4 separate regions of the Homo sapiens genome follow, and regions 1, 2 and 4 are each linked to region 3. A link is a contact called in ENCODE Hi-C or POLR2A ChIA-PET data. All regions are on one chromosome and are shown on one strand. Each heading gives the region's core, a stretch centred on a gene start or an enhancer-like site at or near the end of the contact. The rest is flanking DNA. Distances are from core to core; before and after follow the strand shown.

Region 1 (3,149 bases), core at 283-2,782, 56 kb before region 3:
AATAATTATTACAGTAGCACCAGTTACAACACATAGCTACTCTTTCCCAAGTACCTATAATGTTTTAAGCATCATACTAGGGCACTTGCTACAGAAGAGATCTCTCAATTCTCAGGGAAACCGCGTGGCTTTATTCTTATTTTAGAGAAAGAAAATTGGCTCAAAGACTTTGACTGACTTGGCCAGGTTTGCCTGGCTACCACTCCCTGTGTGCCTGGCCCCGATTCTTCTACCTGAGACCCAGAAGTTGTGTAAGGAAGACAGTTTAGCTCTTTTGAGTCAACTCCCTAAAACAATCGATCCTTTTCTCCTGTTAGTCTGTGCAGCACAGAAACAGAACTCCACCCGTCCCCGTGCCTGGGAAGTCTCTGGTTTTTGTTTAAGGCATGTGTATCCTATACGTGCCTTGTGGCAATTCCACAGCTGGCTCCCTTTAGGCTCCATGGAATTGTACATCTAGGGCCACGTTAGAGTGATCGAAAAAACTAGATAAGGATAAGTATTTTCTTGTTTTAACTTTTTAAATGTTCTTAAGCTTCGAAAATTGAATTGAATTTAATTTGGCCAACGTTGTCAGGAAGGGCAAGCTTATAAAAAGAAAAAAATAACCTTTCATGTAAAGTTATTTGAAATCTCATAATATTTCTACTGTGCCTTTTTGATTAAAAATTTAAGTTAAAAGCAGTGATAGATTTTGCCTATCATTTTGATTTTTTAAGTTTATGTTCAAAAGTATGCCTATATATATTTTAAGTCAGAGCTGGGGTTACTTTTAAATACCGGTTCTTAATAACAATAAAAGGTCATCAAATAGTATTATGTTCACATTCTAAAAGGTTTAGTCTGTGTCTAAACAAAAAAAATTTTCTTTATATGGACAGAAAGAACTCCCCGCCCCACCAATACACACCCTCTTTCTTACACTTTGTAGTACCCTAGGTCAAAGTAGGGAAGCTCATGATATGTTTTAAAGAGGGAAAAGGTGGCCAGGCGCGGTGGCTCACGCCTGTAATCCCAGCACTTTGGGAGACCGAGGTGGGTGGATCACGAGGTCAGGAGATCGAGACCATCCTGACTAACTCGGTGAAACTTTGTCTCTATTAAAAATACAAAAAATTAGCTGGGTGTGGTGGTGGGCGCCTGTAGTCCCAGCTACTCGGGAGGCTGAGGCAGGAGAATGGTGAACCCGGGAGGCGGAGCTTGCAGTGAGCCGAGATCGCGCCACTGCGCTCCAGCCTGGGCGACAGAGCGAGACTCCATCTCAAAAAAAAAAAAAAAAAAAAAAAAAAAAAGAGGGAAAAGGTATGCAATTAGAACCAGATTGGCATTTTGGCAGGTATTTATTTTTCCAGGATGAACGTGCTTTCAAAAATTGCCAGTAGTTGCTAGGCAGACTTCAACAAACACAAAAGACATTTCCCAAGCATCTAACCTGGCTGGTTTCTCCATTTATATTTTGTGATCCTGGCTCGCAGTGTAGTAAACCCTATTACTATTTGAACTCGAAATACAGAATACTTCTGCCAGCAGTCCCATTGGCATTTTGCGGCAGTCATGAAGTTAAATTTTCTTCGCCAGGAGGCCAGTTGACTAACTTTAAACGAAGGCACATTGTCCAAGATTGTGGGCAGATCATTTGAACTGCCTTGAAGTTGAATAGAAACTATATAAAGAAAACAACTCCATCTTGCCAGAAGCAGTTGCCTTTTTATTTGGTGTTCTCCTTTCTGATCACTGAATTTTCCTGCTGAGTTTATGCTTATTGTATCTTTCTCTTTCCTCTGGCAAATGAACAGAACCCTCACATACGCAGTTATGGTCAGTCCTTTACTTAAATAACTTTGCTGGATGAATTTGGAACAATGCCAGAGAAACTGAAGAAACCCTTGTTTTTCTGGAATAGCAATTAGATTTGCAATGCTTTTTTTTTTTTTTCCTGAAGAACTGTTTAACCATAGATCTGTCCATTTCCTTATTTTTTGTTTGTTCATTCGTTTTTGTTTTCCACTACTTGTCCAGGCCAGCTTTTCCTAAGAATAGTATTATGCCATTTACTAATAGATGGGAAATGCAGACTAATTTTGAAGGCTAACAGTTTAAAAGTCAGCATCTTTTAAATGCGTTGATCATATTGGGGCAAAGTGCTAATAAATATAATTTTCCTTCCACATAGAGTAAGCATGCACAGCTGGGATAAGATTGCAAAATATTTATCCTGACTTGTAGTGGTAGTAAATGACCTATTTGTTTGGGCTAAAAGTCTCCATAATATAGTAACAGTTTTACCATATTTTCTAGTAAGTTATGACTATCATATATTCTTTAAAAAAGGTTTTAGGGTCTTGCAGGCTGTCTGCATTGTATTTGGATATTCATTACCTAAAAATGAGGGTATGGATTTCCTTCTGCATGTATAACCTCTTATTACTATTAACCCTTTATATTTAGTCTCATGTGTCTGGAACATTTTGATTGAGACTAGCATGATATCTCTGTGCCTCCTGTATAGAACTTCTTAGGAAACTCATAGCCGAAATGACGGGAGAAACAATTTTATTTTAGGCCATGGAGATTCTTGTGAAAAATGTTAACAAGTAGGTAGTGCTGTAGTTGGGAGATATATGTTCTTTCTTTCTTGCCTGTTCCTGATTTTTTTTAAATTAAATACTACAGTCAATTTTAGGGGGTTGACATGCTAGTTTTAAATACAACAGAAGGTATTTCTTTTCGTAGGTTAATATTCTATTTGGAAACATAGCCTTTTTCCTTCTTTCTCTCTTTCTTTCCTTTCTGTTTTTAAGTAAAAATGGTATATACTTATAGAAAGAAAAAAATTACAGAAAAATCCACAGCAGGAAGTAAAGAACAGCCAAATTCTCTCCCCAAAGATACTGTTATACATTTTGGAAGCATCTTTCTAATCATCTTCCTATGGTAGATATACCTGCATATACCACTTTAATTTAATTGTCATTTACTCTGTAAACTAGTCTGTATTCTGTTTTTTTCTAACCATCAACTTTTCTTGTTCGTAAATACAGATTTACAAAATCCTTTTTAGTTATAGTCTCACATCAAAAAATATCATTGTTTTATTTAGTAAGAAAAGTAGCATTAAACATTCACTATTTGCCTATAGTAACTATTGA
Region 2 (3,231 bases), core at 421-2,920, 35 kb before region 3:
TTCTATACAGACACATTGATAATATTTTTCATTAGATCCTTATATTAATTGTAGTTATTTTAAAAGTTCTATCTGATATTTACAAGTCTGGGCCATCTTGAGGTCTATTTCATTTGACTATGCTATCTGTTGATGATAGGCTTGTGGGTTTTTTTTTTCCCTCCACTTTTGTGTCTTGTAATTTTTTATTGAATATTGGTATTGTGTGTTAAAGAGCAATAGTCTGTGGTAAATAAAATTAATACCCACAATGGTTACTTTTTTTGTTTCTTCAGTTCGTTAATATAGGGGAGTGTGTCAGTAGTCAGTATTGTCAGCAGTTGAGCTGGGTTTGAATTTTGCTGTTGCTGTAGTTACCTTGAGTGCAAACAGACTTCAGATTTCTCCAGTGGTGGATGGATTGCTGCTGCTACATTGAGCTTAATATGAGTCCCGGAGTGTGGTACAGTTTTCTGTGTTCCTGATCTACCTTTGGCTTTCTGCCAGCTCTGTACAGCTGTGCCACAGGGGTCTGTGTTATTGCCACTTCCCCAGTAGTAGACTACTGCTTGTTATTACTTGGTAAAAAGTTCATGGAAGGGTAAGTGGGTGGTTTGGTAGTCTGTCACTTCCCAGCCTCAGTTTTAGTCAGGTCTTGTGTGCCGAAGCCTCAGGAAAGGGGCATTCTCAGTGTTCCCACCTCTCTCAAAAACAACCATTTTTGAAATCTGCAAGATCAATTTTAATAGTATCTTGTTCCCTTAACATACTTTTGATAACTTCTCTTGTGTTTTTAAGCATAAGTATTCTGTATAATATTATTATAGTGCCTGCATTATTTTAGTGGTCTTTTTCTGTTGACTCTCACTAATCATGGCTTTTCCTCTCATATCTTTGGTGGTTTGATTGTACTTGTTGAAGCCCGTATTTAAACTCCTTGGCCTCAGAGAGTATTTTTGTCTTTATCTGCCTGGGAATACAGCCATAACTAAATGAATCTGTTTTGCTTTGTTCATGAATTCTATCGCCAATAGTGCATAAATACAATCTTGTGTTTAGGAATTCAGAGGAGAGAGGTTTTTCATTCCCCTTGCTTCACCAAGGCAAAACCAGGCACTCATCTACACTGTGAATCACTAAGGGAAAGTTTTATTTTATTTCATCTTCTGAGACTTTATGTGTTTTGATCTGAAATTTATTTTCTATTCTTTAAACATTTTTTAAAACCCACGCTGTAGACCACCAGGTATTAGTGGACATTTTGCTGGCAAATGCTGGCTCTAGCCCTAATTTACCCGTCTATTTCTTTGTTATCATTTCTGATCTCTAATGAATTTTATAACCTTGCAAAAGTATGGTTTTATATTTTACTCAGCATTTTGAGATATTTTCTGTTTAAACATGTATAGTCGGTTTCATCTGAACATCCAGTTTACCCTCTTGCTAGACGTACAAGTTCCTTATGTTCTCATACTTCTGGCCAAGCAGTTGATATATTATATTGGTAAAATAAAAACTTCAGCCAAATTAAATTTAAAGGAGCTTAATTGAGCAATGAATGATTTGCAAATCGGGCAGTCCCCAGAATCACAGCAGATTCAGAGACTCCAGGGGTGCCTTGTGGTCAGAACAAATTTATAGACAAAAAAACGTAAAATGACCTACTTTCACTTTCAGAAGTGAGGTGCAGAAAGAGTGAGATTGGTTACAGCTCGGCATTTGCCTTGTTTGAACACAGGTTGAACATTCAGCAGACTGTGAGTGGTTGAAGTAGGCCACTGAGATTGGCCAACACTCAGCTATTGTTTCAGGTGCATATTACTAAGTTAGGTTTTCAATTTTGTCTCACTGTTAAGCTAGGTTATAGTTCATCTATAAGGACTCAAATATAGAAGTACTGAGTCCTTCTCAGGCCATATTTAGTTTGCTTTAACAATATCCTAATTATGTTCTTTTCCTTCAGCCAGCATTTTAATTCTAATAGGTTGCTGAATGTGACTTTTAATTTTTGAATCCTTATCCAAGCACACAGAAGGTGGGAAGAAGTGTGATGTAGTATAAAAGTGCTTGGATTTTTCATTCAAGTGTATATATGCTGGAAATACAAAATCAGCATTTATTAGCTGTATGCTCTTGGGCAAGTTACTTAGTGTTTGAATCTCTTTCTTCACCTGTTAAATGGAATAGTGAGGCCTTCCTTTTATGGGACTAAAGACAGAAAACCAATCTACCTAAAACCTCCTACCTTGCATGACCCCTCCCACCATGCATAGTAGCCATTCAATTGCTGATATGGCACTCTTTTTCTCTTTCTTAATTGAATTATTTAGGATATACTTGTTTTTTCCTTGAGTTCCTCCCTGGAAACAACTTTAAATAAGATACTAAAAAATTTCAGCTATTTGCTCCTATTTAACTTGTCTACTTAATATTTAAATTCCTTTGATAAATATATTAGACATAATGGGTTATTCTCACTTTTCAATAATGATCTAGATGAAAGAGGCTTACAATTTGGTCAGCTAGAAGGAAAAAATTTCAATTTAGTGCCACTGACAGTTTTAAGGAAGGCAAATTACTTACCAAACTAGGATTTCATTTTATTTTCAAACTAATTACTGTGTGTTTGTACCTCTGTAGATTATATAAGTAGGCTCCAGAAGAAACTACTTGCTTATTCTTCTTGGCCTTTTAGTCCTTTTAAAAGCTAATTTGTAAAGAATGACATGTAAGTTTAGATATACAATTTCTCATAGCTATTAATGATATTTCTTTACCAAACTATGAGAACACAGTAATGATTTTTTAAAGTGAAGGTATGAGGTATTTGAGGGAATTTTATGAAGTCTGGTCCCATTTGTTCACTGGAATTATGAAAAAAATATAGCAAAAGTAGAAGTCTTTGGATACTCTTATAATTCTTAGGGAAGGTAGTTTTAACCTTAATTCTCAGGGTTCAAGGAATTCTTATATTTCCCTTTCAAAGGTCTGGATGGTGTTACCAATACCAAAACACACTTTTAAGTACTCTTTTTTTTTGGCAGCTCCTTTTTTCTTAAACCATTCTGTGGAATTAGTAAAGAACAGTGAAATTGGATAAAGGCAAAGGCAATAGGGTAGAGGGGAGGAAGTAAGCCTGAACATCTATTACCAGTCTCTGAAAGATCAAATTTACCTTTTAAAGTAACTACAGGGTTCACTTGAGTCTATTTATTTTGTCTATGAGGAAATAGAGTGTCAGAGAGATGACAT
Region 3 (2,849 bases), core at 338-2,837:
GCTGTATACAGGGCAGAGAACTTAGTTTCTGTTTTGCAGAAACAGGTTGTAAATAAGTAAGTTCAGAAAATAAGAGGATTTCCACTTGCAATAAGGGTTAGGAGGGAAATAAACACAGTGAGGTGGGAAAAATAATTGTGGTTGGGTTGGTGTGAGAGTAGAAAAGGATGGGGAGTTGGACAAGATGGCAGCTGAAGTCTGAGCATGAGAAGGGGCTGGGACAGGAAATTCTGAGGAAGAGATAATAGTGAATGCAGGGACTCAGAAGGGGAGCCTGCTGGGCATGTTTTTGGGGTGGCATCATGGCTGATGCAGAGGGAGTTGAGAAAGATAACATTTTTTCTTTTTTACTAGTGGTTTAGACTTAACTAACCAAGTTAATGGTGCAAACAGTAAACACATTAGCAGAGACAGGCATGAATGAGAGAAGCAGCAGCCGGGGCCAGGTGCTGTAGGATTAAGGTAACGAGCTCACCTGCCTTCAGGGCCAGACCAGTACCTTGACTTAGTGAAGACAGTGTGGGCTTAACTTTTGTTCAATTTTTAATAGAGACATAAGTGTAGAGAAATATTGCTCTGAGAAAAACAGCAAACACCATGATAAATGGCAAGTGAGCAGTACAATGCCATGATGATGATGGCAAGTGGCCTTTGACCTCGCAGTCAGAGAAGTAGTAGGGACTGGGAGCAGCTCAGAGCCTGCTGGCCCTGACTCAAGGGGGCAGCTGTTTCTCAGTGCCAGCCAAGCATTGCCATGTGGGAATGTGAGTGGTCTGTGCTAAATTTGCCAAGTTTTCCAGAGAACCAGAAATCTGAATTGTTCTATGAAGTTCCCAGATTTAAAAATGTTGGCTCAAACTTTAAAAAACCTTACAATGAATAGACAAAATGCATCTGTGGGCTTACAGTCTGAAACATCTGCTGTAAGCCCTTTTATATTATGATAAAGGGGGCTCATGAAGTTTGATGTATGTGAACCATTTCCTTGTGCCCGGTACGTAGCCAGTACTGAGGAGAAAAAGGTACTTATTATTGATTGCACCCTTGATGTGTTTAGGTTGTTTTCACCATTAATATATTTAATGAACTCTCAATCCATATTAAAGATAAATATTATCCCAGTCTAATTCAAGTGATTAAATTAATACATGATTTTTTTTTGCTGTTTGCATATTGGTTAGTAGTTTGCTCTATTAGTTTGGTTAATTCTATGTTTGTCTTACATGAGCAAACATTAATCTAGTGTAATTCACGTAAAATTAGTGAGGAACAGAGGACGCACATTTTAAATCCTGTTCTTTTCTTATTTACCGTCCATTTCCGTTGCTGGGCAGTCGTTGCTTCCCTCACTTGTCCTGGTGCTTCCACTCATTCAGGTCTTGAGACCTCCTAGACAGTGTTAGCTGCATGTGCAAGTGGGAAGGACCTTTGGCAAAAATGCCATTCTGAACCAGGCAAAGGATGATGGGGAATGCAGTCTTACGACGTGATGTCGCGTTTAGAGGGTTTTCATCAGTTTTAATGAAATACAAATGCACCCAAAGCAAGTTATTTTTTCCCCCAGGGAAAAAAATCTTCATTTAGTATGGTCTAACTCATGCAGTTTTGTATTACAGGAATCATGTTTGGTGTGTTGCAATCCCTTGGCAATTGTCTTGGGGAATTTTATTCAGCACAAGCATCTCTGATGGTTCTGGCATCAAGTTGGGTTAATTACTTGTTCATGTACTTTTTGGTTTGTGTCTATGTTAAAATTCTGAAGCATTGTGGAGAGGAACACTGGGAGTAACAAAATATATTTGAATATTTCTAATAGATTAAAGGCTTATAAAAACATCTCTTTTCCCCCCAGGGTTTTTTTTTTCTTTGCATTGTTTTCAAATGAGATCATTTTGTATGAACATGAACTTAGGAACTTGAAAATAAACTTTTTTGTGTGTGAAAAATCTTATCTGTAAATACAAGTTTTTAATTGAGTCAATATTTCTCTCAATTTTTGTTACAGATCATGGAGGAAACAAATACGCAGATTGCTTGGCCATCAAAACTGAAGATCGGAGCCAAATCCAAGAAAGGTAAATTGTGAGAGGGCAAGAAATAGGTGGTTTTGATAACTGAGATTATGGAATTACTGCAGGTTTGCTGGGGAGAAAACTAACCTTTATTCTTAACACTTTTGTCCCAAAATGTTTGTTAAGTAGCAGTCTTTCAGGAGGATTTTCATAATTAAAAATTATAGTTTTTATCCAACAACAGAAAAATATTAACTATTAACATTATGATAGAAATGTAATTATGAAAGATATAGCAACCTGTGATTTCAAGGATGCTTATTCGATTGATATCCATGAGTCATGGTAACTCTTCACATGTTTTTAACACATAAATTTCTATTGTTTATATTTCAGGGTTCTTTTTTATGTACTACACAGATTTAATAGCTGGTTTTTTTTTTCCCTCCAGTATGATATGAACCTTAGATTTCAGGTCTCGAGTGCTGCTTGTCTTCATCTATCAGACAGCAAAGAACCCACTAGATTTCTCTTTTAGGCTGAGTGTTTCCCTTGCCTGGTTTTACCCTATGGGACACTACCCAGTGCATAGATGTTCAGAAATGAAACTAAAGGCCTCCCTAGTTTTCTCCCTGGATTACATAGTGTTTTCAAATGTGACCTGCCAATATATATTTTTATGGATAGTTTTTAAAGTATGACCTTAGTCTCAACAAACTTTGTGGAGTATATTTCATTAGAAGAATGCAGATGCATGTAGTTGTCAGGATGTAATGACAAATACCATCAAACAATTAAAAAATAATTGCAGTCTGAGCTGCAATTATCCATCATGGT
Region 4 (3,003 bases), core at 370-2,869, 54 kb after region 3:
CAGTCATTATCTGACTAAAAGTAATTAGTGTGTTGGAAATTTAGAGTGAATAACTTTGAGAGGAAGCACTTATTTTCTTTTATTGCAAGTAAAAGATGTTTTTTGATTCAGTTGAATAGTACTTGAAAGACTGAACGAATGTAGCAAATTCTGTCAGCAAACTGGATAATCCAAAAGTTGAAAATGTGGGGGTCTGCAAAAATCAGTTACAGAAGATTAAAGTACCTTTGGTAGCACATTATTAAGAAAATCCACAGCTGTTTTAAAGTGGGTGTTTCCTCATGGAGAAAAGTCTAAAGTCTCTTGCAGTTACATTCTGATTTCTTCGTAGCTTGCCAAAGGTTGGCAACCTTTGCTCAGTACATGCCTCACACGGCAGGGAGCAGGAGTGTCTCATCATTTCTGGGGTGGGTGGTCTCCTTGGGGGAGCCCAGGGATGCCTTATGCATGGCTGAGAAATTTTCTTTCTGTGGCCCTCTGTACTGTATGGGCTTTAGGGACAAACTTGTGAGGGGGGGTGTGTATGTGTGTGTGTGTGTGTGTGTGTGTAAAACACTCTTCTTGAGCTCTGACTGCAAGAAGAAATGGTTTGAGAAGACAGAGGAAGGCTGAGAAAGGACTTTGAATGTGAAAATGCTATTCTTGTAGCATCCTTAATGCCATTGGTCCTTAGCTTTATAGATCAAGATTGCGAGTGAGCCCCTTATAGGTCTGGGGTTTATTGTTGCTAATACCAGATGAGTTACAGTATGTATTGCAGTCCTTGTATTTTAAGTTACATCTGGTTTCTCTTAAAGTTCCTTAGTAAACCAAAACTGTTGGTGAGTGGAAGCCTGATGCTGAAAATTTTGAAAAGCAACTGTGTCAGATCACAGGATTTTTCTTTGTTTTTTGTTTTCATAGAGTTGTTTTGGGCTTGGTGACTGTTTCATTTAAATCAAGTATAAATGCACAGAGGTAAACAGACACTCCTATTTAGTCTTAAGAACTTGGTTTGATTTGGAATTTTAACTGCCAGGGCCCACTGTTTAGTGTCTAGCCTGCTTTCTATTTCCTGCGCTATTGTTTTGCTTTTGGTCACCTTAGGGGAAAGGCTACAGCTTCCATGGTCCCAAAGTCAGTGGCGCTGTCAGATTATAAACTGAGAAGAGCTGATTCCTTGGTGGACAACCAGAGTTCTTCATGTGATTTTAGTTTACATTTAGTTGGATTTCACATTACAGTACATTTGGTGAATTATTTCCTGAATGAGACTGAGAAATCACTGGGCTCTGGCAACTCTGTACTGCTTCCTCTGCTTTAGGGATTTTCTGTCTGAAATCTTCAGAAAAAGTTGCAATAGAGTTCATGAAAACCCTCAGTTCTAAATGGACACATGAAGAAACACCTTAGGTTTGAAAGGGTGTTTTAAAATTACATTCCTGTCTTGTATTTTTTTTTCTCCTTTTTATTTTTTTTTTCTTTTTGGCCTAAGTTTCAATGACATTCTGGAAGATGAATTTCAGTTGGGTTTTGGGAAACTATTTCCAGCAGCGGTTGAGTCTGGATTTGATTCCACAGAGTTACAGCCGAGGCTTCTCTGCATTGGCCACACCTGCTTTCTTGAGCAACCTGAGAGACACTGCCTGTGGACATTTTCCACTACTTAGTGATTAGTCACCTCACAGTTCTGCTGTTTTTGCCGTGAGATAATTTCACTTTCTCCTTCTGCTCCTGCGTGTTCTATGTCTGTTTTCACCCATCTTTGCTTTTCCCATTTTCCTCTGGATTTATTTATTCTGTCCCTTACATTTCTTTATACATTTGCCTCTTCTTATCCTGGGAACCTCACACCTCTGCTTGTTCCATTTTCACTTGTTTCTGGATGTGTTGTATCTATTCCTTTGAAAAACGTTGCTCTTTTGTAACATGACCTGTCCCAGCATCATCAAGATAGAGACTTTTAAAAAATACTCCCTTTCGTATCTTAGAAGGCAATAGATCTTCTTTCCCAGCCAACCAGCTGGAAAGGCTTTTTTTTGCTTTTCCGTTTTTTGCATTTCCACGTAGACTGCGTTGCTCCTTGCTAGAGAAACCACAAGCATTCCTGTGTGAAATGAAACTCGCTGTTTTGTGATTTTGTGTGTGGGGGTGGAGAGGGGCATGGTAATATTTAGAGTCCCTGGCCTTTGCCTCCCAAAGGTTTGTCATTAACATTTTGTTGATTTTTAAGCTTGCTCTTATATTTAGGACCAGTTTACTGAGTTTACCTCCCATTCCCTTTCTAGCAGGACACCCAAGAGTCCTGTTTGCTCATTTCCTCTTGTCCTGGTCCCACCCTAAGGGTTTTCCATGGGCTCGCACTTCTCAAGGAGTTCTTGGGATCCAGGACCCTTTAGCAACTACTAGCCTTTTTTTTTTTTTTTTTTTTTTTTTTTTTTTTGCCAGAGTCTTCTCCTTAGCAACTGTAATGGCATATTAAGTTACCAGTTAATTCCTTTGTGAGGAAGCGTAGCAGTTTAATATCGAACAAAGGCATGTTTGAGCAAATATTGACAATTGAACACTTTAGCAACATTAAGATGCCTTTTATAATGGATCTGTCTTACAAAGAAAAGCGATAACTTTCTAGTCTCTTATGCTGTCCAAAACTCAGGGACTTCGTAGATTTAGATAACATGATTTCCTTGGTAGTTGGATTTCAGCAATATCATAGACTTTGATAGTGAAGCATGCTTGTATGCTATTTTCAAATAATTTTCATTGGTGCTAACATTTTTAAAAATTCAATTATTGTCTCACTGCTTTAATTTCTTAGTTACTCTAATAACAAAGCCCTTTTATTGTGCAGAGAAGTAACCGTATGTAATTTATAATACGGGATGCTGAACAGGACTTATCGTGTAACCCGCTACAAGACTTTAGAATATACAAGGACTGTATATAAAATAATGAGACCAAGTCTGTGGCTCAGGCATGAAATCAGCCACCTTGTTGAATGTTAAACTACTTTTATATAATGTT

Evidence for each region. A loop is a pair of places that touch in the nucleus more often than their neighbours do. ChIA-PET counts read pairs that join two places held with the same protein, here RNA polymerase II (POLR2A). Pooled maps may share reads with other maps.
Region 1: a loop to region 3 is called in a map of mesothelial cell of epicardium, with 4 times the contacts of the local background. The contact joins two enhancer-like sites. A Hi-C loop is called at or near these places in 2 of 168 maps with a recorded cell type or tissue (esophagus muscularis mucosa and mesothelial cell of epicardium) and 1 of 50 pooled maps. POLR2A ChIA-PET finds 5 or more read pairs at or near these places in 1 of 52 experiments (BJ).
Region 2: a map of IMR-90 shows a loop between it and region 3 (2.1-fold over the local background). The contact joins two enhancer-like sites. A Hi-C loop is called at or near these places in 1 of 168 maps with a recorded cell type or tissue (IMR-90). POLR2A ChIA-PET finds 5 or more read pairs at or near these places in 2 of 52 experiments (BJ and MCF 10A).
Region 4: a loop to region 3 is called in a pooled map, with 2.2 times the contacts of the local background. The contact joins two enhancer-like sites. A Hi-C loop is called at or near these places in 2 of 168 maps with a recorded cell type or tissue (breast epithelium and heart left ventricle) and 3 of 50 pooled maps.

What each region holds. Positions count from the first base shown.
Region 1 is chr10:58,644,144-58,647,292 of GRCh38, forward strand. The region is part of intron 2 of BICC1 (BicC family RNA binding protein 1); the gene reads left to right. Among named protein-coding and RNA genes, the nearest start is that of BICC1, 130 kb to the left of the region's middle. Within about 2 kb of position 1,533, at least 2 of the 41 ENCODE cell types and tissues checked have a DNase peak (open chromatin) inside an H3K27ac peak, as active enhancers do.
Region 2 is chr10:58,664,546-58,667,776 of GRCh38, forward strand. All of the region lies in intron 2 of BICC1 (BicC family RNA binding protein 1), which reads left to right. Among named protein-coding and RNA genes, the nearest start is that of BICC1, 150 kb to the left of the region's middle. Within about 2 kb of position 1,671, at least 6 of the 41 ENCODE cell types and tissues checked have a DNase peak (open chromatin) inside an H3K27ac peak, as active enhancers do.
Region 3 is chr10:58,700,069-58,702,917 of GRCh38, forward strand. It overlaps BICC1 (BicC family RNA binding protein 1), which reads left to right. Exons shown (of 21, transcript NM_001080512.3): 3 at 2,006-2,075. Among named protein-coding and RNA genes, the nearest start is that of BICC1, 190 kb to the left of the region's middle. Within about 2 kb of position 1,588, at least 3 of the 41 ENCODE cell types and tissues checked have a DNase peak (open chromatin) inside an H3K27ac peak, as active enhancers do.
Region 4 is chr10:58,754,237-58,757,239 of GRCh38, forward strand. All of the region lies in intron 3 of BICC1 (BicC family RNA binding protein 1), which reads left to right. Among named protein-coding and RNA genes, the nearest start is that of BICC1, 240 kb to the left of the region's middle. Within about 2 kb of position 1,620, at least 7 of the 41 ENCODE cell types and tissues checked have a DNase peak (open chromatin) inside an H3K27ac peak, as active enhancers do.